2 separate regions of the Homo sapiens genome follow, and region 2 is linked to region 1. Evidence: chromatin loops called from intact Hi-C (ENCODE). Cell type or tissue: IMR-90. All regions are shown on one strand. Each heading gives the region's core, and the rest is flanking DNA. Links, peaks and the distances in the headings are about the cores only. Region 1 overlaps LOC105372529 (a long non-coding RNA gene). Region 2 has its middle 280 kb from the start of LINC02871.

What was found. A loop is a pair of places that touch in the nucleus more often than their neighbours do. Peaks named below come from ENCODE experiments on the same cell type or tissue, not always from the same donor. Only the 100,000 strongest peaks of a DNase experiment are listed, where the experiment ranks them.
Region 2: it touches region 1 in a loop (6-fold over the local background); 1 of 110 quality-filtered maps calls a loop at or near these places.

Annotation. Positions count from the first base shown.
Region 1 is chr20:11,344,110-11,357,078 of GRCh38, reverse strand. It overlaps LOC105372529 (a long non-coding RNA gene), which reads left to right. Exons shown (of 3, transcript XR_937261.2): 2 at 1,332-1,825. It also overlaps the pseudogene RPS11P1. Among named protein-coding and RNA genes, the nearest start is that of LINC02871, 320 kb to the right of the region's middle. In IMR-90, for the core only: a CTCF peak has its summit at 6,273; a DNase peak (open chromatin) is centred at 6,568; H3K27ac peaks cover 176 bases.
Region 2 is chr20:11,296,254-11,309,222 of GRCh38, reverse strand. No RefSeq gene overlaps it. Among named protein-coding and RNA genes, the nearest start is that of LINC02871, 280 kb to the right of the region's middle. In IMR-90, for the core only: no CTCF peak of the experiment used is centred there; a DNase peak (open chromatin) is centred at 6,652.

The sequences.
Region 1 (12,969 bases), core at 2,062-10,061:
TTAGAAAAAATGTCTTGAGAAAAATCAGGGTGAGTCAGGGAAGGCTGGGAGAACTGTTAGATTGAGATGCAGGTTGGAATCCCATGAGGGAGAGAAAGAGAGAAGGAAGATTGTATGGAAGTACCCAAGACAACTGTGTAATCTAAGGAAAGTTTGGCAAGCTTGGCAAAGAGGTCCTGAGCCAAAGTTGGCTGTCAGAGGAACCCCATGTCTTCCAGAAACTGGCCTCCCTTAGTATTCCTACCATGCTCAGTTATTCGTGGAGAGTAGCTTCAATGCAAAGAAGGTGATGGATGTCAGTCTACAGCAATTGAGATCCTTGGTCAATGACTCTCCCTATAGTCAAAGGTGTGCAAGGCACAATCTCAAGGCCATAACTTTCCTCCTTATCAAAAATATACAGTGGATGTTTAGTGTTCAAAGAACCATATACCAGTTTATTTGACATCTCATGGAGCATTTCATAAATATGACATACAGCATATAAATAAACATCCACTGAATATATATATATATATTCACCTTAGGAATTCTGCACTATCAGAGCAATTGTCAACTGTGTGTTTACAAGAAAGCTCTATGGCTCTATGTTTCCTTTGGAGAAATATAGGGGCAATGGGGCCTTTGACATTGTTAGGTGAAACTTGGAAGATGGTTTTGTGATTTGCAACTAAAGTGTTGAGTGTTGTTGAATAGCCTTCAAGAAGGCAAAAGCTCAGTGTGGTATAGAGAGTGGGACGTGATATGTACCCTGCCTTGAAATATCAACAAACTGCTGGCAGCAGGATTTTTTGAGCAGTTCTGTGAGGCTCCAAATTCTCCTCTGACGTAATCCCCGAGGTGATTGTTGCAGATTTTTCAGTAAAGAAAATTGAGAGACATACTATATGTAGCCTACTAAAAATGTTCCATATCATGTTTTTTAATCCCAAAGTTCTTAGGACTTAGTAGTGAGAGAACTAAGCTTAAATTTTATTATATTGTTGTGTGACCTTAAGCAAGTCACTTAATCTCCTTTCAAAGCTATATTTATTCCTCATGAAATGATAATAATAATAATTGATTGCAAGTCCCTTAACAGATTGATTTTGTTTATGAAATGGCACTACTATTTTTTAAAAAAATAAAATGCCATACAAAGGAAAGGTGACTGTGTGAATTGAATTCAAGTCCTCATAAGGAAAACAGAGTTTAAGGACATGAATGGATTGGAACTGGAAACAGAAAGCGCCAAAGAACAGAGTAGAACAACGGGTTGCCTATAATCTCTCTCTAGGTTTTCCTTTCATATTCTTCAGACTCACAGATTCCTCTCTCCCTCATATTTTCAGTTTAAATCCTGGCCCAGCAAAGAGAAGGGCTCTGGACCTGAGATCATCCATCATGGACAACCTCTCTGCCAAGAAAAGCCCAGGGCTACTTCCTTAGGAAGGGTCTTTGGACCAGGGCATTTCAGCAAGAAGGGGAAAATTGGACATGACTGGCACTTAAACAAACCCAACAGGTGCAGACTGTAAATTGGCAAAGTGACATCATCAGTAGAAAATCAGACTACAGAAATCGAGAAGCTTGGCATAGCCCTTCTCTTTCCAGTCCACTTGACCTGGTGCTAACCACACAACTGCCTTAAGCCTTAATTTTCTCATGGAGATGGAAATGGGTTATTGGGAAATTCAAATCAGATAATTTACGTGAAAATATGTTATAATCTCTGAGATGTAAAGCGTGACCACCAGAGTTTAAAAAGAATAGAAGCAAGAAGACAAGCTGAGTCACTAACTTGCCAGGGAAGTGAACACACTCCAGGGAAGAAATTCACTCAATGGTGAGTAGAAAATGCACCACGTTCAAGACTTTTTTTTTATTATAACATCCAACATCTTTGACAAATTACAAATAGAACATAGTGGTTGATTAAGTAAGCGGTGCTATGGTGATGGTAAAAGCTATCCACTAATCTTTTCATAAAAGACAAATGGCAAAGTGGGGATTTCTTTTAACAAAGAATCAAGAGGGCCTTTAGAAACTGAAGAATCAGATTGTAAAGTCGGAAGCATTGGTCTCTGTAACTGTAATCTCCTTTCTTAAAGCTATGTTTTCAAAGACTTGCTGGTTGGCAGACAAGCAAAACTCAGAGCATATTCATGAAAGAACGGACTGAGGACTTGCAAAGACTTTGGAGACAGGAGACCTGTGTCCTGTTCTGCTCCTGACTGGCAGGGTGATACAATGGTACTTGTTTCCCCTCTCTAGGCCTCCATTTTCTCAGCCATAAAACTCTGTCTATAGTTGAGGACTAATTCTAATGTCCTTCCCTCTTTAAAAGACTCTAATCCTAAGGAACTTAATCTCATCATGGCCTCAAAGTCCACTTTTCTCTTTAGAAAGGTGAAATAACATTGAAAATGTTAAAATATGACAACATTGGCATAGCAGTCCTCTATAGTCATAATAATCTTGTAACAAATCACTCCCAAACTTGGTTGCTTAAAATCAGCACTACTTACTATTTTCACAAATCTGGAAGTAGACTAGACAATTTGGCTGATTTTGGCTGGGTGTTGTTGAACTTCACTGGATTTACTCGCATGCTTGCAGTAAACCTGTGTGTAGCTGGGGGATGGCTGGTCTGTGTGGGACTCAGCTGGGACAGGTAGAATGGCTTGGGGTCTTTTCTAATGCCTGGACCTTTTCGTCTTCCAGAGGCTAGTGCAGACTTGTCCACATCAATGGCAGGTTCTCTAAAAGAATGGAAGTACACAAAGCCATTTGGGCCTCGGTTCAGAACTGGCACTTCATTGCTTCCAATGTATTATACTGCATGTTTACATTTACAAAGTACATCATAAAGTAAATTTATAGGTGTGGACATAGACATCAATTTTTGCTACAAAATCACATTGCAGAGGTGTATGGAAACTGGCAGCAATGAAAAAATGGAAAATTTGGCCATTAGTCAACACAACCAGATGATGACTAGATGAGTCTGCATGATTCTCTCTGAAACGTTTTGAAATGTGTTTTTTAAGTTAGACAATTTAAAGCTTCACTCATTAAGTTAGACAATTTAAAACTTCACAGCCAGGTAAATCATAAGCAGTACACAAACATTCATTTTTTTTTAAATGGAAAATCCTCAGAACAAACACAAGAACAGGGACATTACATTTGCCTAAGAAGCCGCAAGTTACTAGATTGTTTACATTTTATCCAACAAACTGTGAGTTTCAAAGATGACCCTAAAGATTCTTTGCTCTTTTTCCCAGTTCAAAAATGATAATAAAACAAGAGAGTTCCCTGATTCTCCTCGCAGGACCTGCGACAGGGGTGTGGCTCAAAACCCCTTGAGGGACAGGGGAGCATGCAGACAGGCAGGTGCAGAGGCTCAGGCGAGCTCTCCGGGCTCCAGCTCCAGCTCCCAGGTAGTGTCTAGGAGTGGGTACCTGCAACTCCAGTGTTACAAAGCTCTTTCAGCTTTGTTGGCCACAGATGGCTTGGGTGTTAATCACCTCAATAGGCCCTCTGTCTTTTCACAAAAGCAGAGGGCCAGTGTAACAGCTTTCTGTATCCTGAGTTCTTGTCCAGAGTCCCGGAAAAATTGGGTCACACACAGACCCGAAGGATGAATGTGAGGTGTTATTAAGTGGTAGAGGAGGCTTTCAGTGTGATGGATGGAGATCTGGAAGTGGGGGATGGAGTGGGTAGGTGATCCTCCCCCGGAGCTGGGCCGCCCAGCAGTTGGACTCCTCTCTGACCAACCCTCTTCTCCCTTTCTCTGCCGCATCATTCTGCCATCTCTCTGGTGGTCTGCTGGCTTGCTGCTTGCTGGTCTGCTCTGGAGTTTGGGGTTCAGGGTTTATATGGGTGCAGGATAGGGGGCATGGCTGGCCAAAGGGCCACTTTTTGGCAATGAAAACAGAAATGCCTATCCTCATTTAGGGCCATGGGTTTTCAGGCTTGAGGATGGGGTGTTTGCTGGGGTACTGCCCTCTTCTACCCAATATTTCCCTGTCTCCTGTCTGTATCAATAACCTAGAGTTTTTTTCTAGTGAAGTCTTCCTGAAAGCTATTACCACCATGCAGAATTATCCAAACAGAAGCCCTGAAACTCCTCTTTTCACGTTAGAGTTGAGTGATGAACATGCACTAGAGATGGAGCTCTCATTCCTCCTCCAGCTTTCCAGACCCACCAGCCTCATTTCAGGTACTCAACAGGCACAAGTGGTCAGTGCACACATAGCACGTCTCTGCCAACACAGAAAGTCCTGATGGAGGAGGTGACTTCGAGAATGTCTACAGATATCTGGAGATAGATGGTCCTGGGTTACATAGGCCAACTCCAGGACATATAGGTGAAGAACTAGATGCCTGGAAAAAGGAGATTGTTATCCAGAATGGACAGCTTGACTAATGTAATGCTTTCTTAGTTATCCTAGCTACTAATTTACTTAGTGACCTTGGGAAATTTATTTCATTTTTATTATTTGGGGAAAAAAGAGATTAGAGTAGATCAGGGTGTCTCAAATTCTCATGTGCACATGAATTACTTGGAGATCGTGTTACAATGCAAATTTTGATGTAGCAGGTGGAAGTGAGGCCTAAGATGTTGCATTTCTAACCTATTCTCATGTGGTGCCTGTGATGCTGATGTTCCTGGTGTATGGACTACTATACTCTTTGAGTAGCAAAGGGTTAGGTCAGAGAGTCATGGAATATTGGCTTAAAAAAAGCCCTTAGGAATTCCCTATCCAGTCCTGTCTCTAAAGTCCTATTCAGCTCCTAGAATCCTTGAGGTTTGGGGAAAAAAAGGTCCATTCACATTCCTCAGGGGGCCTTGGTGCTCATAGCTCTGAAAGAATTTAATGGTCATTTGAATTGTTCTATAAAACAACAAATATGACTTCAGAATAACTCCAGTTTCCTTATAAGGAAAGCCTTAATTCTTGCCTAATGGCCTGCAGTTAAGTGAAGAGCTCTTTTAGCTCCTATTTTCAACTCAATAGAGGCAGGATAATCTTTACATCTGCTTTAATTGACCTCCTCAAGGCCACTCTCATCAAGTGTTTATTCTATGCAGGAAAACATGGCTGGTCCTAATAACTGCTGTTACTTAAAACCAGCAAAAAGAATATCAGAGGAGCAGCAGAGAATCATACACTCAGTCGACAAACTTTCCAGCTTTTTTCATGTGGGTGCATATGGTGGCCGGTGGAAAAATACTACATATTACCACAAATATGCTATACTGTATATATAGTTTATATATAGATATACTACAATATATTAATTTATTGCACACCTCCATGAAGCTCCACAGTGTGCTCTGAAGTTCACAGATTCTTAGTCTTGAATACAAGACCTGCTACTTTCTTATGAACCAGGCAATGAGTGCTTTTAGTGAGCTGTACCACCAGACGCAGTGCTACCCTCTACAATTGGAGTCATTCAGTTTGTCCTAAATGGGTGGGCATATTTTCTGCATTTGCAATTTGGATTTCAAGGCTGGGAATACTAGAGCTGAGGAAGCCAGAGTACAAAAGGAAAGAATAAAAGGGCAAAGGACTAAAACCAACAGAGAAAGGCAATTACAAGGTGTATAAATGTACACTGTGCAGAGGTAAGGATTTATTACACTGTGTGTGTGTGTGTGTGTGTGTGTGTGTGTGTGTGTGTTTTGCATGAAAGGTAAGGGGAAAAAAGCTGACATTTGTTAGGCGGAATTCGATAAGTGCAGTTGCAAAGAATAAAGGGAGCTTTCAGAAAGCAGGCAGCTGCAGCGGAGCCTGAAGCCATGGTACTTGATACCGCAATATACTCTCTCAATGATTCTAGGCAGCTTTTGAGAACAGCAGGGAGGCATTCAGGGTGGAGGACAATGGCAAATGTCAAGAATGAAAGAAAGAATCTAGAGTTTAAAAGACTGTTGAGTGACAAGTAGGCCAGATCAAAGAAAGAAATTTATCAAGTATTTATAATTATCATGCTAATAGAGATCAATAATCATGAAGAGAAACCATAGCAAAAAAAAAATAAATAAATAAGCCAATGGCTTTCAATCTTAAAAACAAATCCCCTCAACAAAAAGACAGTAGATGAAGCAATCGATGGAAGATACAAACATTCACCTTTTCATCCATTCTGATTTTTCATTTTATATTTTGTTACTCAAGTCATCAATGAAAAGCAAGTGTCTTAAGCTAGTCTGAATTTCTTTGTTTTGAAAATTATACAGTGGAAAGATTTTTAGAGAAGCACAAGATGGGGCTGGTGTATCATCCACTGCAAATGGAGCCACAGATACCATGTCTAAGCAAGACATTTTGATCCACAGGAAATATTTTGGGAGAGGCAACATTCTGAAAACATATCACCTAGGTCCTCCGGGCTTGTTTTCAACTTCCTTCTCACTTCCGTGCTGTGCCCCACACAGGTGTGCATGTGCAAAGCTCTCTCATGGCAGATTGGGAGGTCGGGCTTGAAGGAAAAACCCTGTGTTTGGAAACTTGCTTGGGCTTGCTAAGGACCAGGGTGGTTTGGAAGCCCAGGGAGAAATGTTGAAATCAGTCATTGCGAAATCCCTTTTGCAATAAGTAATGAATAAAGACTGAGGAAAAATCTCTTTCCTCCCCAAAGTAAAAACCTACCACTTAACTTGTCTAAACAGCTTGTCATAATAGAAGCTTAAAGGCAACATGAAGTGCTTCCCACAGCCAAGGCCAGAACCTCCAGCCATCACTGATTGATTGGTTCATTCAGTAAATATCTGTCAAGAAACAGTATATGACAAGCACAGTCCTGGACACTGCACCGAAGAACAGAAACATGACAACTCCCTTTATAGCTGTCAGACATCAAACCGAGACATCACCTCCTCAGAGAGTTCACTGACACTTTATCTCACCTGGCCCCACCTCAATTACTCTCTATGTTGTGGCTCTGATTATTTATATCATAGCCCTTGATACATCTGAATTCTGTTATTTTAAAAAATCAGGGCCTGTCTCCACCCACTACAATATCACTGCAAAGACCTATTCTGAATTGCTCAGTGCTGTATCCCTAGCATTTAGAACAATGCCCTAGATATAGTAGTAGCTCAAAAAAAAATGTTTCTTAAGGGAACAAATGAAGATGATGTAAACCATCTGACAACCCCACTAAACAGAGACAATGTCCTACACAAAGAGAAAACTTCAAAGCAGTAAGTGAAAGATCTATAAGATAAATCAACACATTTCTATTGAAGTTAAATTTTAAAAGATCACTTCGAAAAAAGTCCACTGGAGGAAACTCCTAAAATTTTCCATTTGGCTTTGGATCCAAATCAGCATTAAAAAAATATCCCCTAGTAACTCATTCATTTTTTTTAAAATGACATCCTGGCAATAACATGTTCTGATCAGTAGAACATAATAGAGTTCAGAAATTATGCAAAATGCACACAGGAGTTGAACATATATCAAAGGCAACATTTGAAATCAGTTATGTTGTATTGTTTAAGAAAAACCTGATTTGTCTTCTCAAAATAATTTAAATTTGGATCTTATTCTTTATCTCAATATAAATTGCACATTAAATTACTCTTTAATGTAATTAAACAGAAAGTTCTAGAAAAGAACCTTGGTAATGTGTAACATAATTTGTAATGAGAAATGTATAAAACTTTCTAATTGTTTTAGGCTATTCTTGCATCACTATAAAGAAATATCTGAGACTGGGTAATTTGTAAAGAAAAGAGGGTTAATTGGCTCATAGTTCTGCAAGCTCTACAGGAAGCATGGTGCTGGCATCTGCTCTGCATCTGGGGAGGCCTCAGGGAGCTTTTACTCATGGCAGAAGGCAAGATAGGAGCAGGCACATTACTTGGTGAGAACAGGAGCAAGAGAGAGCAAGGAGAAGATGCCACACCCTTTTAAACAATCAGATCTTACAAGAATTCACTCACTGTCACAAGGACAGCACCAAAGGAATAGTACTAAACCATTCATGCGAAATACACTTCCATGATCCAGTCACCTCCTACTAGGCCCCACCTCCAACACTGGGGATTACCAATCAACATGAGAGTTGGAGGGAATGTCCAAACTGTATCACTAATTAAAAAACATTATATCTAAAGAACAAAGTCAGAAGAGAGGTGATAACAAGCAAGGGAAATATTCATAATTCATATTACAATTGTCCTCAGTTTGTAAAAAGATTTTATACATCAATAAGAAAAAGTGAGCAAGGATTTAAACAAGCAAAAGAATGCAAAGATTTACAATAAATGAACCAATGTTGAATATTATACAAAATTTTAAAATCCAAAATAATATAGCAATGTGACATAATTTCCTACCTTAAAAATGAAGAACATATTTTAAGTATATTTTTATACCATGTTGGTAAGATTGTGATAAAAAATATATTCAAACATTGAAGGTAAAAATAGATTACTATATTTTTAAACGGCAATTTGGTAATGTGTTTGAAAATTAAAACATGTGCCCTTAGTCCCACCAAATTGCTCTAGATTTTTTTAGATATACTTTCATATATGCAAAAGCATGATGATGGAGAAAGAGAAGGAGAATGAGAGAGCAAAAGAGTGAAAAAAAAAAAAAAAGGAAGAGAAGGGGAAGGAGAGGGAAAAGGAGAAGCAGCAGCTGCCAGGTGCTCATTTACAGAGCTGTTTATCCAGATAATGGAATAAACTGCAACAAAGAAAAGAAGTAGATTTGGGTTGATTTAGAAAAGTCTTTAAAATACCAACAAAAGACAAAGAGGGAATAGTGCGACATTAAAACAAACAAACAAACAAATATAAGAAAATAAAATACCCATATACTCTGGAAGAAAGTACAAGAAATTGTGCCCAATATGAAGCAATTGTCTCTGAGCTGGAAACTTACCCTTCCATGCTCTGCTTTGAGGCTGGTGCTGGAACTCCACAAACCGTGTTCTCCTTGGCCATGTGACTTCCTGTTAAGGTTTGGCAATAGATCACTGATTATGGATACCTTTTCACTGCCCTACAAATCCTCTACACTCTGCCTTTCAGAAACAGGCCTTTTAATATGTAATGCATAGGTGGTTGGGGAATGAAACTGTATAATGTGTGTAGAGTCTGTAACCTGCTTGGCTCGTGGTTAGCAGCAGCAATCCACTTTTTCATTCACTGAACGAAGATTTATTAAAGGAAAAAAAATGTGGCTCCCGTCCTTACACACTTTGTCTTCTTGCTGTGCAGGCAGTAGGTTGAAAACTGTTATTTGATTATGCTGTCAGGACGTAGTGCAAGGCAAATTCACTGTAGCTTTTTATAATTTGTCACACACACAAAAAAAATTGAGGCCCCTGTTGGCACGCAGACAGGAAAGAGTAAACCAGGTAAACGGGAGAAGCCGTTTGTCATGGAGCCCGATTCCATTAGTCAAGTGGTTTTCAATCAGATGATGTTGTCCTCCTGGAGATTTTAGGCAATGTTTGGAGACATAACTAGGGGGATTGCTACTGGCACCTTGTAGGCAAAGGAAAGATGTTACAAAACATACTACAACACACAGGACAGATCCTCACAACCAAGAATTATCTGGCTCCAAGTGTCAATAGTGGCAAGGTAAGGAAAGCCCGTGTTCTGAGAACTGAACCACTGTGATTATCAGGGAGCGGGATGTCTCTAGGAGTCTCGGTGTGAGAGTCATTCTCACCTGCTCCGGCAAGTCCCCAAAGCTCCCAGTTTCAATTTCCTCATCTGCAAAATGAGTATAATAGAATCTTCCCACCTCCATAATTGGTCATGACGTGCAAATCAATCCAAAGATGAAAAGCTTTAAGAAGTAGACCAGGTGGACAATTTTAAACGGGTACCTTTCTGTTATTATTACTGGCCTTTTCACAAAATAAAAATTGCCAGCAAACTTCAAAGATTCTGTTAATTAAAAGAGACTTATCAAAACCAACATTGGTATAATTATGGCACCAGCACCCAATTTTCGTCACTAGGAATATGGCTCATTTCGGGGGCTTGCATTATAACATCACAGGTTCAAAAGGGAATCAAAATTAAATGAGTTTCTTAATAGTGCCAACATTCCAAACATTTGATGTAAAAATAAACAAAGAATATATTATGGCTGCACATTATTCATTCTGTTTATAGATACTTCTCCTTTCAATACTGTCCCGGGCACAGGGAGCCAGTAATACAAGCCATGCCAAGAATCACAAATTGTGTCTTGCTTGGTACTTGACTAGTTTTCCAAAGTTATCAAGGTTCATTTAATAACCAACTTGCCAGTAGCTGTTAAGGAGCATGAGGAGATGAGTCAATGATTTATTTTCTTCTGTGAGTTCACTCCTTGATCGTGGTCCCTCGCTTAGAGGACCATTTGTCTTGTAGCTTTATTCCTTAGGCTGTCTCGTTCATCTTCTTTCTAACTCCAGCATGTATGTAATCTATTATGAGTCCAGCAGGTTAAGACATTTCCTCATCCATATTGTAGCTTTGCAAAAAGTGAGTATGCAATGTAATCAAGTAAGTTAAGTTCTGTGAACACTTCTCAAGGGAATTCTACTTATGTCTCAGTCTTCCATTGCATCTTTGCAGAGATTCCTGGTGAACATTTACTGAAGGAAATGAGTGTGGTCCTCTCATGTTACAATCAGTAAGCTGAAAACTGCTACTTGATTGTGCCATCAGATCATAATGAAAATCAAATTTACCACAGCTTTGTACAATTTCTGAAAAGAGGACCCTATTCGCCTGTTCACTGCAACACAGCAGCATCAACACAAACCCCACCAGACAGAGAAGTTCGAATGATTTCATAAATCCCATTGCTGTGGGAAAAACAGGGCCTCATGCTAGGGGTCTGTGGCCTCACCAATTGCATAGGTCAAGATGGTGGTGGGGAGGAAATAAGGTAAGAGCTGATGAATATATGACTTTCAGAAGCTACATAAGCCAAGGGACAGTAGACTTGGTAGAGTTTAACCATTCTTTGAGACCCTTTCAAAAAATCTGATTAAAATATAAACAAGGAGAGCTTTGATCAACAGAGCCAAGTTTTCCTTCAGTGTTTACCAAGCACTAAGTCCTGCAGTCTGGTGGATTCTGGAATTACGGAGATGAGTAAAACTCAACGCCTTTACTCAAAGAACTCATGGCCTATTTGATGATTCAAGGATGTCTACAAAACAATGAACTAAAGTAGGCTTTTTATTCAGGAAGCAGAAAAGATAGCAGACTTAAGACAGAGTGAGGCTATCAAAAACAGCCAACCATCTTTCAAAACAAAAAAAGTCCTGCTGAGAGAAACTGGGAAGGAGAAGCTCCCGCGGTAGTAAAAGAACATTGGTCTGGGCTTCAAGACACCCAAAAAGGACACTGAGGGCACCTAGACTGACAAGAAATTTCCCTTCACTGGTAACATCTCCATTTGAGAGAGGATTCTGTTTGGCATGGTGAACAAAATGAAGAGTCAGAGAACCATTGTCATCTGCCCAGACTGTGTGCACTACATGTCCAAGTATAATTGTGTTGAGAAGTGCCATGAGAATATGCCTGTGTACCTATTCTCCCACTCAGGGACATCCAGATCGGTGACATTGTCACAGTGGGTGAGTACCAGCCCCTGAGCAAGACTGTACACTTCAACATGCTCAAGGTCACCAAAGTGTCCAACACCAAGAAACAATTTCAGAAGTTCTGACTATGGACATCTTCCCATTCACCAAAATGAAGTAAAGTTATTTTCTCATCCACACACACCCACAAAGATCTAAAGGGGCATCCATGTTTACAGGAGGATATGAATGCATTGGCTGTGTCTGAAAGAATCAGGCATGGCATCCCCAACCAGGAGATGTTCAATAAGAGACTTAAAGGGAAAATGGAACAAGGTGTAGGGCATGACTGGAACATGGGCATATGTTAGTAAACTGCAATGACACAAACTAGGAAGTATGATTCATATTGGGGGTGTCCATAGATAAGCCTGGAGATATTGGCCAGGTCAGAGCTTGAAGAACCATGTGATGGTTCTGGCTGTGATGTTTATATTTTACAGAATGCATTGGTAGTTACCAAATTTTGGCATTTCATGCACCAAGAAATTATCCCCAAATGAGTGGGGTGCTCACATAGGGTGTTAATTTTTTTTCTGTTATCATAACATGGCATTAAGGAACAAATCTCTGTAGCAGAAATTCCCAGTGAAAACTATTTTATATCTCAAGCATCCCTTCCTGGACTTAACTTAAACTTAAAAACTACACTTTTCACTCCTTGACTTTACCTTGGGCCACAAGACTTGTTGTGGCCAGTAGTCTGGGATGTGGATCACTTTAGTGCTAAGGCAGAGATAAGTTCCAGTGTATTTTCCAGCTCTTTTCATAGTGACCCTGGGGGGCCACATGTTTCAGATGGCATTGCTAAAATGGGTAGGCAAGTAGTCTAAAATCTTTCATTACTGCTTGGAAAAATGATTCCTGAAAATTCCTCTAGACCAGCAGCAGTCTTTGAGTGAATGAGAGATCAACTTTCATGTTAAGCTTTTGAGATTTGGGGGTTTATTTCTGCACCTGATAAAGCCTCTCCTAATATACAGTCATTTAATAAAGAGAATATACTTGCAAATTTTAAAACAAAAAATAATAACCCCAGAATAACATGAAGTCCTTTAAATTCAATAAGTTTAATATAAAAAACTCTCTATATTACATATTTTCCTAATTTAACTCTGGATTTAAAAAAATAAACTATTTTAAGAACAACATGATTCATTAAAATAGAATATAGATAACTTTTCTGAAAGGGGGGGTGAAGGTCTTAAGGTGAGTGATGGTCGTAACATGATGAAACTTATATTTAGACAGAACAATCTACTGCCCAGAGAGGGTGATCTGGAAATACGATGGAGAAAAGATGATGTCAAAGTTGAGATGTCTCCAAAGAGCCATAGACAAGATGAATGTGTGTGTTGA
Region 2 (12,969 bases), core at 2,807-10,806, 49 kb after region 1:
GCCCATACGGTAACTGTATATTTGACATTTTAAAAAACTGCCAAAATGCAGTATGTACAATTGCACCATTTTACATTCCCACAGAAATGTATGGTAATGCCAATTTCCCATGTCCATGCCAACACTTGCTATTGTCTGTCTTTTTTATTATAGACAACCTGAGGGGTATGAAGTAATACCTTCTGTGGTTTTGTTTTGCATTTCACTAATGACTAATGATATTGAGCATCCTTTTATATGCTTAATGTCTGTTTGCATATCTTCTTCAGAGAACTATCTATTTGAATCCTTTGCCCATTTTGTAATTGAATTATTTGGCTTTTTGTTATTTAGTTTTAAGAGTTATTTATATATTCTAGGTACAAGTTCTTAATCAGATACGTGATTGGTCAGTATGTTCTCCAAGACTAGATACTATCTTTCACTTTATTAATTGCGTAGTTTGAAACACAAACGTTTTTAATTTTGATGAAGTCTAGTTTACCTATTTTTTCTATTGACACTTTGGTGTCATATATAAGAAAGCACTGTCTGATCTAACTTCACAATTTACACCTATGTGTTATTCTCATAGTTTTATAGTTTTAGCTCTTATAGTTAGGTCTGTGATTCACTTTGAGTTATTTGTGCATATAGTGTAAGATAGGCACCCAAATTCATTATTTTGCATGTAGATATCCAGTTGTACCAGCATAATTTGTTGAAAAGGCTCTTATTTCTCCAACAAATTGCTTGCTCACTTTGTTGATAATCGATTGACTATAAATGTTAGTTTATTTCTGGTCTGTCAATTCTGTTCTATTGATTCATATGTCTATCCTCATGTCAATACCATAGAGTCTTAGTTACTATAGCTTTGTAGTAAGCTTTGAAATTGGAAAATGTATGTCTTTCAAATTTCTTTCGTGTTTTGGAAGGTTGTTTTGTGTATTTGGAGTCCTCTACATTTCCATATGAATTTTAGGGTCAGTTTGTCAATTTCTAAAAAAAATAAAAATAAAAAAAGAAAAAGCCAGTTGAGATTTCAATAGGAATTGTGTTGAATCTGTAGATCAATATGAAGATTAAATCATGTTGTAAGATCTACCTTGTTCCATTATTAATAATAAGTCACTAAAGTCTTTAACTTGTGTTCATTTACATGTTTATAAAAGTTATGATTTTATGTCTTCATGAAAATTATTTTTAATACCAGATAAATATTAGAGTATCACACAGCTCATCTCTAGACTCACAGCAATCCTTAGTCCATATTTTTTTCCTGAGCTACTTCATTTACACCCACAGCTTCAATTAGCCTCAATCCATGACATCAGTTCCTCCCATATATTTTTTTTCTCTATCTAAAACCTTATTGTCTAAGCTCCAAACACAGACACTTAATTTTACGTGCCTATTCAACATTTCCACTTACATATCTCAAAGGCACTTCTAGCTCAACAGGATTGAGCTTGAATTTATTCCTTTAACCAATGGCTTAGGCCTTGTTCTACTGTTGATCTCTATATCATTAAAGGAGGACATCTTCTATCTAGTTGCACAGCTGGATAACTAAGAATCATCCCTTACTTCCCCTTCTCTCTGCTTCCTCTCCCACCAAATTCACCTTTAAAATATCTCCCAAACCACTTTAGCTCTCCTGAAGTGGAGAGCTTCTGACATCCCTTCCCAATTCAAGATACTATCCCCTGTTACCTAGTCCACTGCAGTAGTTTTCTAACTGGTTTTCTGACATCCACCGTAGCTACCTTTGCTCTATCCTCACTGTAGGTTACATTTCAAAAATCAAGTCTGATTATGTTAGCATGATGAAAAACTTGCCACGGCTTCTTGTTTCTCTTAAGGTAGGGCTTTAATTTTTTTTCTACAGTCTATGGGGTCATATAGGACTTGGCTCTTTTCAGCCCTCTCTTATACTATTTTTCTACCAAGTACCTTGAAATTAATTCATTTTATTAGATACACAATTATCCCTTTTGCGTATCCGTTCCCTCTATCTGAACCACATTTTATCCAAATTCCATCTACTTAAATCCTTTTTATCTATCATATATCTGGTAATTTTTATAGGAAAGAATTCCCTGATTCACCTCCCAGGAAAAGTTTTGTGATATACTTTTAAAGATAAAGAGAAAATGTCCCTTTCCTCAGGGCACCTATAAATTGTAATACTAGTCATTTTGGTGAGTAGTTTATTACTGCCCATCTCCCTACTAGACTATAGTCTTTGTGAAATCAGATATCCAGTCTGTGTTGATTACCCTTGCATAATGGCCAGACATCACCCTTCTCTTGAAATAAGGCATGAAACCAACTTAAGCTAGAAAAAAAAAAAAAAAAGAACTCTTATAACTGAAAAGCCTCAGGGATTCAAGTCCCAGGTTCAGGTTAGTCAGGATTAAGGCACCCAAATGGTGCTTTCTCCTCATCTCTTGGCTCTGCACTTTTCCCATCTGCACTTCATTCTCAAGAAATCCCTTGCCATGTTTCAGAAAGATGGCTAGCAGCAGTCTAGGTTTAAGTTCCATCACCTTAGCTATCCTAACAAAAAATGCTTTTCTTTTCTAATAGTTTCAGAGAAAAAGAAAAAGTTCCTTGCCTAATACTCAATGATATGGATTGGTTCACATCCATATCACTGAACCAATTTATGTGGCCAGGAATGTTGACTGCCTCCAGATCCACAGGACAGAATTAGGCCCACTCAGCTGAGATGGCGCCACTGCACTCCAGCCTGGGCGATAGAGTGAGACTCCATCTTAAAAAAAAAAAAGAATTAGGCCCACTCAATCCACATGAACCAGGGTTTCAGGAAAAGAGGCTCTCCAAAGCAAAACGAAAGGAAATGAGTGTTTAATAGAAAATGCACCAGCAACTCTTCAGTCCCTACCATGCAGTGTCTGTCGTATAACTTTTGCCTAATAAATATTAGCTGAATGAATAAAGCAAATCAAGCACAGTTGCTGTCACAAGAGCAGGTGATGAAAAGGAAGAGGATGATGGAGCCGCTTGCTTGAATGAAGGAACTTGGTCTTGAATCCCATTTCCATCATTTACCACCTGGGCACTATAGGTAAGTTACTTAAATACCTTGATCTTCAGTTTTTTTTTCACCTATTGAATTGTGATACTGATCCCTAACCACCAGGGATTTTGTGAGACACATGTATTAACAAATATAAAGCGTCTACATTTGGGTTGGCAGAGAACAAGCCCACAAAAGTTTTTCATTCTTTCCTTTCTCCTTCTACTTCCCAACTTCGGCACTGCCTATGAGTCAATTCTTCCCGCTTTGTGTTTTGAGATGGGAGCTACATTTGTTTGGATTCTGGAGCACTATTTCCCCAATGTTTTTCTATGGAAATCTGAACAACTGCCAATCAGACAGGTAAAACGAGAGAGAGAGGGAGAGACAGAGAGAGACAGAGAGAGAAAGGAGAGGGAAGAGGACTGAATTTGAGAAAAAAATGGGGGAAATCAGTTATGAGTCAGGTGAGGTTGATAGATATACCACATGCTCTCCTTTCTACACCACCCAGAGGAAGCTTGAGCCAATAATATCCTTTCTATTCAGCTCACACCTGCTTCTCAGGGAGCTGCAGTGCAGTTAGCACAATGAACTTGGCTGTATTGTTCTGTGCTATTTCCTCCTGCCCTAGCCTGAAACCGCATTTCAATCAATTGCTAATGTCAGCGTGGGAGTCATAATCCTGGTTTAGAGCTGCTGCAAGTTACCACATCTCCATGGGTCAGAAAAGGAGTTTGACTGTTGAAGGGTGTATACCTGAGAGACACAAAGCTTTCTGTTTCCTCCCAGGCAATGAGCTACAGCAAGATCCAACCCAATCAGTCTCATAAAATACCTTCCTTCTTGCCAGGGAAGAAGTTAACTCTGCAGCTAGGACCTCTGCCAGGTTATCAAGATATCTGGAAATTAATGTACCCCCAATTCTTGTTACCTTTCTTTGCATAGAAATCTAGCCTAACATCCACACCTTACAGAGGTATGTCTAAAACTGAAATGGCTTTTTAAAATTTGAATTTTGAGGTTGCATCAAGCATGGAATATGTATTTCTATGCCACATTATCGAACATGTCACCATGAAAATAGTTAGTGGTATGATAAAGAGCTCCAAGGAGAGCTCTGAATGATGTTTGGAGACAGTACGAATGAAGATCTAATTCCCAAGTGACATGGCATTACCATACCCATGAGATGTGTCAAAGTGCATCAGCATTTTCAGTGTGATATTATGTGCTTGTCAGTTAGTTTCAGTTTTATCTCTAGTGATAGTCAATTATCCTAATCAAAAATGCAGATCCCAGGGGTGCTGGGTTGGCACTAATCACAGAGTGCCAGACTGCAGGGGCAGCTGCCACAAGCTCATCTCTTACCTCTATCTTGATCGTGGCTTTTCTAGTCAGTAAACTGAATGTGAGAAATATTGGTGAAAGCAAGTGGCTTGTTGACAAGCAAGGTGAGTACCAGAAATGGGCAAAATTGAAGACTATAGATATATTAGATACATTCCCAATCATACATAAACAGAGAATTTGAATTCATTGAGTATAAATAGAGGGCTCAGTTGCTAAGTGATGCTGTATCCAGCCATTAGTTTTAGAGGATACCTGAGCCCAATTCCAGAAGAAAAGATCTCTGGAATGTTATGTCTCCCTGAAATGAACTAACATGCAAGTAGTGGTTGGGGCACCTACAAGAACAGAGAGCTGGAATGTCATCAAATTTATAGACAAGTTTTATGAACTGCTTTTATAAATTAATGTCCACATGTGTGATGAAATTTGGTTTAAGGCCTGATTTTATTATATAGCCTGGCAGTGAAGTTGTGGGAGAGTAACTAACACTCACTTACCTCGAACTCTTTTTAGTGGCTGCCACCATCTACCCAAATAACCTAAAGTAGGGCATAATTAATTTAGTTCAGTTAATAACACATGGTTTTTAGGAAATGTGTGCCATTTTTATTTTTCACCCATCTTCATTTGATTGCATCAGCTATTCCTGAGTCTTAGAATATTAATTCAGTAGTACAGTTGGCCTAGACATTATAACGATTAGGATGATAATTATAATATAAGAAACAACTGATGTTTGTACAAAAGCCGTCAAGATCGCAAAACATTTTGTCCACACATTTATGAACACATACAATAAAGAGAACTGAAGTCAATCACTAATGGCCACATTTATTCTCCTCACAGCACACGACGTTCTGGTGTTAAGGAGAATATTTTTCATTTGGCAGAACATTGGTCTAGGTGGCTAGGGTACAAGGAGAAGCAAGGCCAGGTATGCAGGGCTTTTTCAAGCCTTTGTTGGCTCCACAGTTGTTAATATCTCATTGTCCAAAGCAAGGCATGTGGCTAGGCCAAGAGCCACATCGAGATGTTTTTACACAGTCACATTTGCTGGCTAGATGCAGTCAGGGCAACTTTGCAGCCATAGAAGGTGTGGCCCCAAGGTGGAAATAGCCTGGGCCTTGAGTTGCCATGGGCAGGAGAGACGCCCAGGAGTGCTGTCCAAACTGCGTCACACTGTGAAGTGAGCAAAAAGTATTCTCCTACTGTAGTAAGTCCTAGACACTCATTCTTTATCGTTGTGGTGTTTTTTTGTTTTTTTGTTTTTGTTTTTGTTTTGCCTATTTTTCTGTAACCGCAGCCTAGTTAAGCCTATTTTGACAAATACAGAAATTGTAAAATTTCCCTCTTGAATGTCTCTTCGAGATTGTGACAGAGCTTTGTGGTATAGTTGCTGGTCTCTAATTGTGTCTGTTTGTTTAGAGTTATACTTTTGCTCAGTAAATTGATATATCGTAGTATAAAATCATGAGATTTATAATAAAAAGGTGTGTGTTTGAGTCTTAGGTCTGCTACTTCATAAGCTGTGTGATGTTGAATAGTTGTTTTGCCTCTCTAAGAAATGTCTTTTTCTAGAAAGCTCAGCCAATAACACCTACTTTAACATGGTTACTATAAGGCCATGAAAAGCATAGGTGAAAATGGCTGTAAATTTTTCTCTTTAATGGTAAAGTACCTTGAAAATAGTAATTCTTATTAGTAGTCAGTTGGTGGTTGCAAAATATAATGGGAAATAAATACTGAGTTTTTATAATTCTGGGAACACATCCCTTATATTTGCCCAATTCGAGTGTACTGGACTCGAGTAACAATTTTATACCCAGGATTGCAGCTTCTGTGGTTCCCAGATATAGGACAAACTCCTGCATTAAGTGCTTGTCCCATATAAGCAAAGGCCAAAAGCTTCCTTCAATGAGGTCACAGGTACTTTCATATTGAGACCAATTTCTACATTATCCCCACCCCATCACCAACTTCCTCTGCATGCTCATACCAAACCTCCCAGGGTTCTCAGGTCTGTTCAGTTTCTGCACAGAACTTCCCTCGGACTGGAATATTCCCACTTCCTTTCCAGGCCACCGGCCCCTGCCCATCCTGGGATGGCAAGCTGCTCCTTAATACTGAAGACATAGGCTTCCAACCTTGCATTTTTGGGAAAGCCTCAGCTGTCTCTCCTCCCACCCTCCAGGCAGACTTACTCATTCTCTTACTGGGCTGGAACAGGGCCTTATACATTCTTCTTATAATACTTCATTGATTTTGTTTACATGTCTGTCTCCTCAACAAGATGCTGAGCTCTTGGAAACAAGGCTGTGTTATTCATCTCCACCCTCAGCACCTAGCCCGATTCCTGAGATGTTAACAAAAGCATATGGGTACCCAGAGAAACTTCCTTGAGTGTCATATCATGTATTAGGAAAATTGGTAGCTTAGATTTACTATAAGTGAACCATCTCTTCTGTGAGGGTTTTTGAAGTGTGTTTGAAATTCTAATTTTACTACCAGATAAAGAAAATACATTTCCCTAAGAACTTAATAAAAATGCAGAGTTGAGATTTCCTACCTCAGATCTAAGGAATTTTTGCACCTTTGGGAGAGATGCCCAGTCACTTGTACTTCCAGAAACTTCCCCAAGCAACTCTGATGCACCTCAAAGTTTGAGAACCGTCACATTAGGCCAATCTGACTTATAAATTGCTGGTTCCAATTGCTTCAAATGTTTCCTGTTGTGAAAAGGAGCAGAAACAAAGCGCCCGTTCAGAAAGCTGGCTGCCCTCTCCCCACCTGGCCTCAGGTGCCTGGGTTCTCCCTGGAGAGTTCATGTCGCCTTCCTTATCGCTCAGCAGCCTTTGATCAGGAGCTTCTTCATTCTGGCTCATTCTTTACTTCAAAGCTGGGAAACCCGATCAGCTCCTCTCTCTTCCCTCCACCCAGGGCCCAGCCAGCCCCACAGTTGGTTCGGTCACTTGGGAAGACTGGGCAGACCGGCTTCTCCTAGAGGCTAGAGGAAAATCCTTTGTGTGGCACTCCTGTCTCATTACTCCCCAACACAATTGGTGCCACAGAGAAAGGAGGAGAAGAAATAAAACCTCGTTCTAAGCCCGCCGCCATGGGTGTGAAATAACCACACTTAGGGTGCAGTTTTGGGAACAGTTTTGCAGTGTTCCGTCTCCTAATCCCTGAGGCAAGTCTTCCTGGGTTAAACAGCAAACGTGCTTTATAGAATCCAGTCACTTGGAAGTTCCAGAATGAATCTCCTTTTATGTGAGCATTAAAATTAGTTCCCAACGGCAAAGTTTACAAGGGAAGATGATAAATGATTTAGCTTTGTGAATATGGGGACAGTGATAGCCCAATTTCTTTGATAAATTATTTCATTTCAGAAGACTGGCATGTGCTAAGGTAAGATGCTGTTTTAAACCTAGTTTATCTACCCACAAGTTTCACATTTCCCCTTCGCAAAATACCCAACCTTGATGACCCAAACCTTACTTTTAAATAAGTACAAATAAATCAGAAGGGTCACTTTAAAAATGGTTTCATTGAGCTATAATTCACATACCAGAAGATTTACCGATGGAAAGCATGCACCTCAATGGTTTTTGGTATATTCACAGTGTTAAGCAATTATCACTACAATCTAAGTTTAGAATGTCCTCATCATCTCAGGAAAAAACCCTGTACCCATTAGCAGTCACTTTTCCACTTCTTCCCCCTGCACAGCCCTAGGAAACACTATTCTAACTTCTGTCTCTATAGATTTGCCTATTTGGGGCATTTTCTATAAATGGAGTCATATAATATGTGGCCTTTTGTGACTGGCTTCTTTGAATTATGATAATATTTTCAAGATATTAAAATAACGCTGCTATGATTGTTCATATACATGCTTTTCTGTGTATTATTATTATTTTTTTTTTTTTTTTTTTTTTTTTTTTTTTTGAGACGGAGTCTCGCTCTGTCGCCCAGGCTGGAGTGCAGTGGCGCGATCTCGGCTCGCTGCAAGCTCTGCCTCCTGGGTTCATGCCATTCTCCTGCCTCAGCCTCCCGAGTAGCTGGGACTACAGGCGCCCACCACCGCACACAGTGAGACGGGGTTTCACCGTGGTCTCGATCTCCTGACCTCGTGATCCACCCGCCTCGGCCTCCCAAAATGCTGGGATTACAGGCGTGAGCACCTCGCTCGGCCGCCATTGTTTTAATTATAACCATTCTAGTGAATATGCATTGGTATCTCATGGTAGTTTTGATTTGTATTTATTTCACTAACAGTTAATGATGCTAAGTATCTGTCATGTCCTTATTGTCTGTTTTGATATCTTCTTTGAAGAAATGCCTATTCAAATACTTTGTTCATTTTTAAGTTGGATTACTTGTATTTTCATTATGAAATGTAAGAGTTTTTAAATGTATTTTGTAAGTAGTCTCCTTCTCAAATATATTATTGTCAAATATTTTCTCCAAGACTGGATTGTTGCTTTGTTGTCTTGATGATGTGGTTTAAGGATGAATATTTTAAATTTTGATCAAGTCTAATACATCTTTTTTTTTATTTTCTGATTTTGGTGTCATATTTAAGAAACCATTGCTTAATTCAGAGTGACAAAAATTTACTTCTGTTTTATTCTAAGAGTTTTAACATTTTAATTCTTAAACTTAATTCTATGATCTACTTTAATTTTTGAGTATGATGTGAGGTCGGGGTCTAAAATAATTATTTTGCATGGTGCCCCAGCTCAATTTAATTAAAAGAATTAAATTTTCTGGACAATGTTGTTGAAAATTAGTTGACCATAAATTTGAGAGTTTATTTTTGGACCACTAATTTTACTCTATTAATCTATATGTCTATCATTATGTTAGTATTACTTGGTCTTTATTACTGCAGCTTTGTAGGAAGACTTGGAATTATGAAGTGTGAGTCTTCCAATCTTTTTCTTCTTTTTCAAGATTGTTTCTCCTATTCCAGATACTTTGCATTTCCGTATGAATTTTAGGGCCAGCTTGTCAAATTATTCTTAAAAGCCAACTAGTGTTCTGATAGAGTTTGCATTGAAGCTTTGGATCAATTTGGGGAGCATTGCTGTATTAACAATATTGTCTTTCAATCCTTGAACTTAGGGTGTCTTCAATTTACTTAAATCTTTAATAGTTTTCAACAATGTTTTAGATTTTGTAATGTACAAGTCTTGCACTCGTTGTATTTGTATTTTAGTTGTTAAATTTATTTGTATTTTAATATTTTTTAAAAATTGCTTTATTTTCATGATTTCATTTCTAAATTGTTCATTGGTATTGCATAGAAAAGTAATTTTTATATTAATATTGTATCATACATCCTTGCTAAACTCATACATTAGTTACAATAATTTTTGGTGGGTTTCTTAGGATTTTCCATATACAAAATCATGACACACAAAAATAGAGATAGTTTTACTTTCCTCTCCAATCAGGATATCTTTCATTTCCTTTTCTTGCCTAATTGTCTTTCTTATATATCCAGTAAAATATAGACTAGAAGTGGTGAAAGTAGGCATCCTTGTCTTATTCCTCATCTTAGGAAGAAAGCATTCAATTTTTCACTATTCAATATTATATTAGCCACGGGTTATTCACAGGTGTCTGATATGATTTGGCTCTGTGTCCCTACCCAAATGTCCTCTTGATTGTAATTCCCATGTGTTGAGGGAGGGACCTGGTGGTGAGAGGCAATTGGATCATGGGAGCTGTTTCCTCCATGCTGTTTTCATGATAGTGAGTTCTCATGACATCTGATGATTTAAAAGTGGCATTTCTTCCCCACCTCCTGCTGTGATGTAAGTCGTGCTTTGCTTCCTCTTCCGCCATGATTGTAGGTTTCCTGAGGCCTCCTCAGTCATTTGGAACTGTGAGTCAATTAAACCTCTTTTCTTTATTAATTACCCAATCTCAGATATTTCTTTATAGCAGTGTGAGAATGGACTAATACAATGCCCTTTATCAGACTGAGAGAGTTCTCTTCTATTCCTAGTTAATTGAGTTTTTAAAAAAATTATTATGTGAGAGCACTGGATATTGTCAATTTTTTTCTTCCTGTATTTGAGATGATCATGTGGTTTTTGCCCATTATTTTGTTAATATTGTGTATTATATTGTTTTATTTTGAAATACTAAACCAAACTTGTATTCCTGAGTTAAATCTAATTTCTTATGATATAGTCTTTTTTATTGTTGCTGGATCCAGTTGGCTTATAAGTTTATGAAGATTTTTATGTCTCTATTCAAAAGAGATATTGGTCTGTAGTTTTCTTATGCTATCTTTGTCTGGTTTGGGTATCTTTGTAATAGTGGCATTATTGGATAAATTAGAAAGTGTTTGTTCTCTGTCTTCTATTTTATGGGAAGTTTGTGAAGGATTGGTGCTAATTCTTTAATGTTTGATAGACTTAACCAATGAAGTTATCCAGACCTGGATTTTCTTTGTAGGAAGATTCCAAATTACTAACACAATTTCTTTACTCTTTACAAGGTATACCAACAAGTAAAGTATATCGATATATATTATTTATTTTCTCTTTAGTAAATTTTTGTAGTGTGTGTCTGTCTGGAAAACTGTCCATTTAATCTGTTACCTAGTTTGTTGACACACAGTTGTCCACAGTATTCTCTTATAATCATTATTTTTGTAAGGTCTGTAGTGATATTCCCTCTTTCATTCTGATTTTAGTAACTTGAGTCTTTTTCTTCCTTGTCAGTGTAGCTAAAGGTATATGAATTTTGTTATTTTCAAAAAAAGAAAAAACGCACAACTTTGATTTTTTTTTAAATTTCATTTATTTTCTTAAGCTTTACTATTCTCTCCCTTTTACCTGCTTTGGGTATAGTTTGCTCTTTCTTTCTAGTTTCTTAAGGTAGAAGTTTATATGACTAATTTGAGGTATTTCTTTTTTCAAAAAATATAAGTTCTTATAGCTGTATATACATTCCTGAGCACTGTGTTATTTGTATGCCACACATTTTGTATGTTGTGCTTTCATTTTCATTCACCTCAAATCATTTTCTAATTTTCCTGTAATTTCTTTTTTGACCTATAGAATTGATTTGTTTTAAATACTGTTTTGTCTAATTTCCAAATGTTTGTAAACTTCTCAAATTTTTTTCTCTTATTGGCTTTTAATTTTATTCCAGTTTGGTCAGAAAACATACTTCATATGATTTCACTTCTTTTGAATTTACTGAGACTTGTTTTATAGCCTAACAAATGGTCTCTCCTGCTGATGGGCCAATGTACACCTAAAAGGAATGTGTATTCTGCTGTTGATCTATCTTAGATGTAATCAGAATATCTGGGACCCTTACAAATCTTTGTTTAACAAACTCTCCAGGTTATTCTGATTCATGCTCCAGTTTGAGAACCACTGATTTCCAATGGGTACCTCTCTGCCTTGCCCATGTTTTTCTCCGATGTAATTAATTAGGAATTTCACATGCAGGTTGTCTGGAATTCATTGCTGTTCTCTGACCCTGGTACACAGTTAGTCCTCCAACTACATATTTCTCCAACTCTGCAGTGTTGGTTGGTCTAATTTGGATTATTAAGCTTAAACCTTTATTTGCCACTTAGCCTTCTGTTCCTTGTGTTACCAGGAGGCCTTTTCATCAGGCTCCTTGTCTAAGGTGCTGATGCAATACTTAGTTCTTTCAAGCCCTTTCTTGCAATCCTGGAATCTACTTCTTTGTTCCCAGGAAATAGATAGGCTTGACTCTGAATGAAGTGATTATTTAGAATCTTAACAGTGTTAAGGGTTCTTCCCCCATCCCTTGAATCACCACCTTTAGACATTAAATTATTCCCATTTGCCTGGGACCTCTGTTGGTCTTACCCCACTCTCAAGAATGATTCTTTTTAGATTTTGTCACTTACAAAAATCAATTTCCATTATATCATGCCTCTTTCTTTACAGTTCTTTGTACTCTTTATCAGGACTATGGTCTAGGTACCTTAGCAGTGCCCTCCATACCTGTGCCAATACCTTCCAGCAGTGCCTATACCTGATCTTGGGGCTGTCTTCTCTCACTAAGACTCAACAAATGAGGTTAAGTTTCACTACAATGTTTAATAATCAAACTTGATCTAGATTATTTGGTTCAATTCTGAATGCCATACTTAACTAGAGATATTCAGTGAAATAAAGATAAATTGCATGTTCCTAAAACTGGAAACTGTCATTAGAGAAGTTGGTTTTATGGGAGAACATCCTCCCTTCTGACGCATTCATGTAGCAGACACTTCAGATTCCCCACACAGATCCATTTATCAGGCCTGAACACTCATCTACCTAGTGCTGCAATAGGCTCACCACTGCTCCCTCTCCAAGTACTTATCAACTGCTGAAAGCATCTAGCCATGCCCCCAGGAAATGTTACCCTTTCCTCTGAGGACAGTTTGCAGCATATGACTGTCAGCTCCTTTGCCTCAAGGTGAGACAGTTCTGCTTGCTCTTCATGCTCCAGAGCTCCCCATGGGATCAGGCAGAAGCCAGATTACAGCTGATACCACATTCTTGCTTAGCTTTTTCTTCTATCCCAGGCTCCCTTAATAAACCACC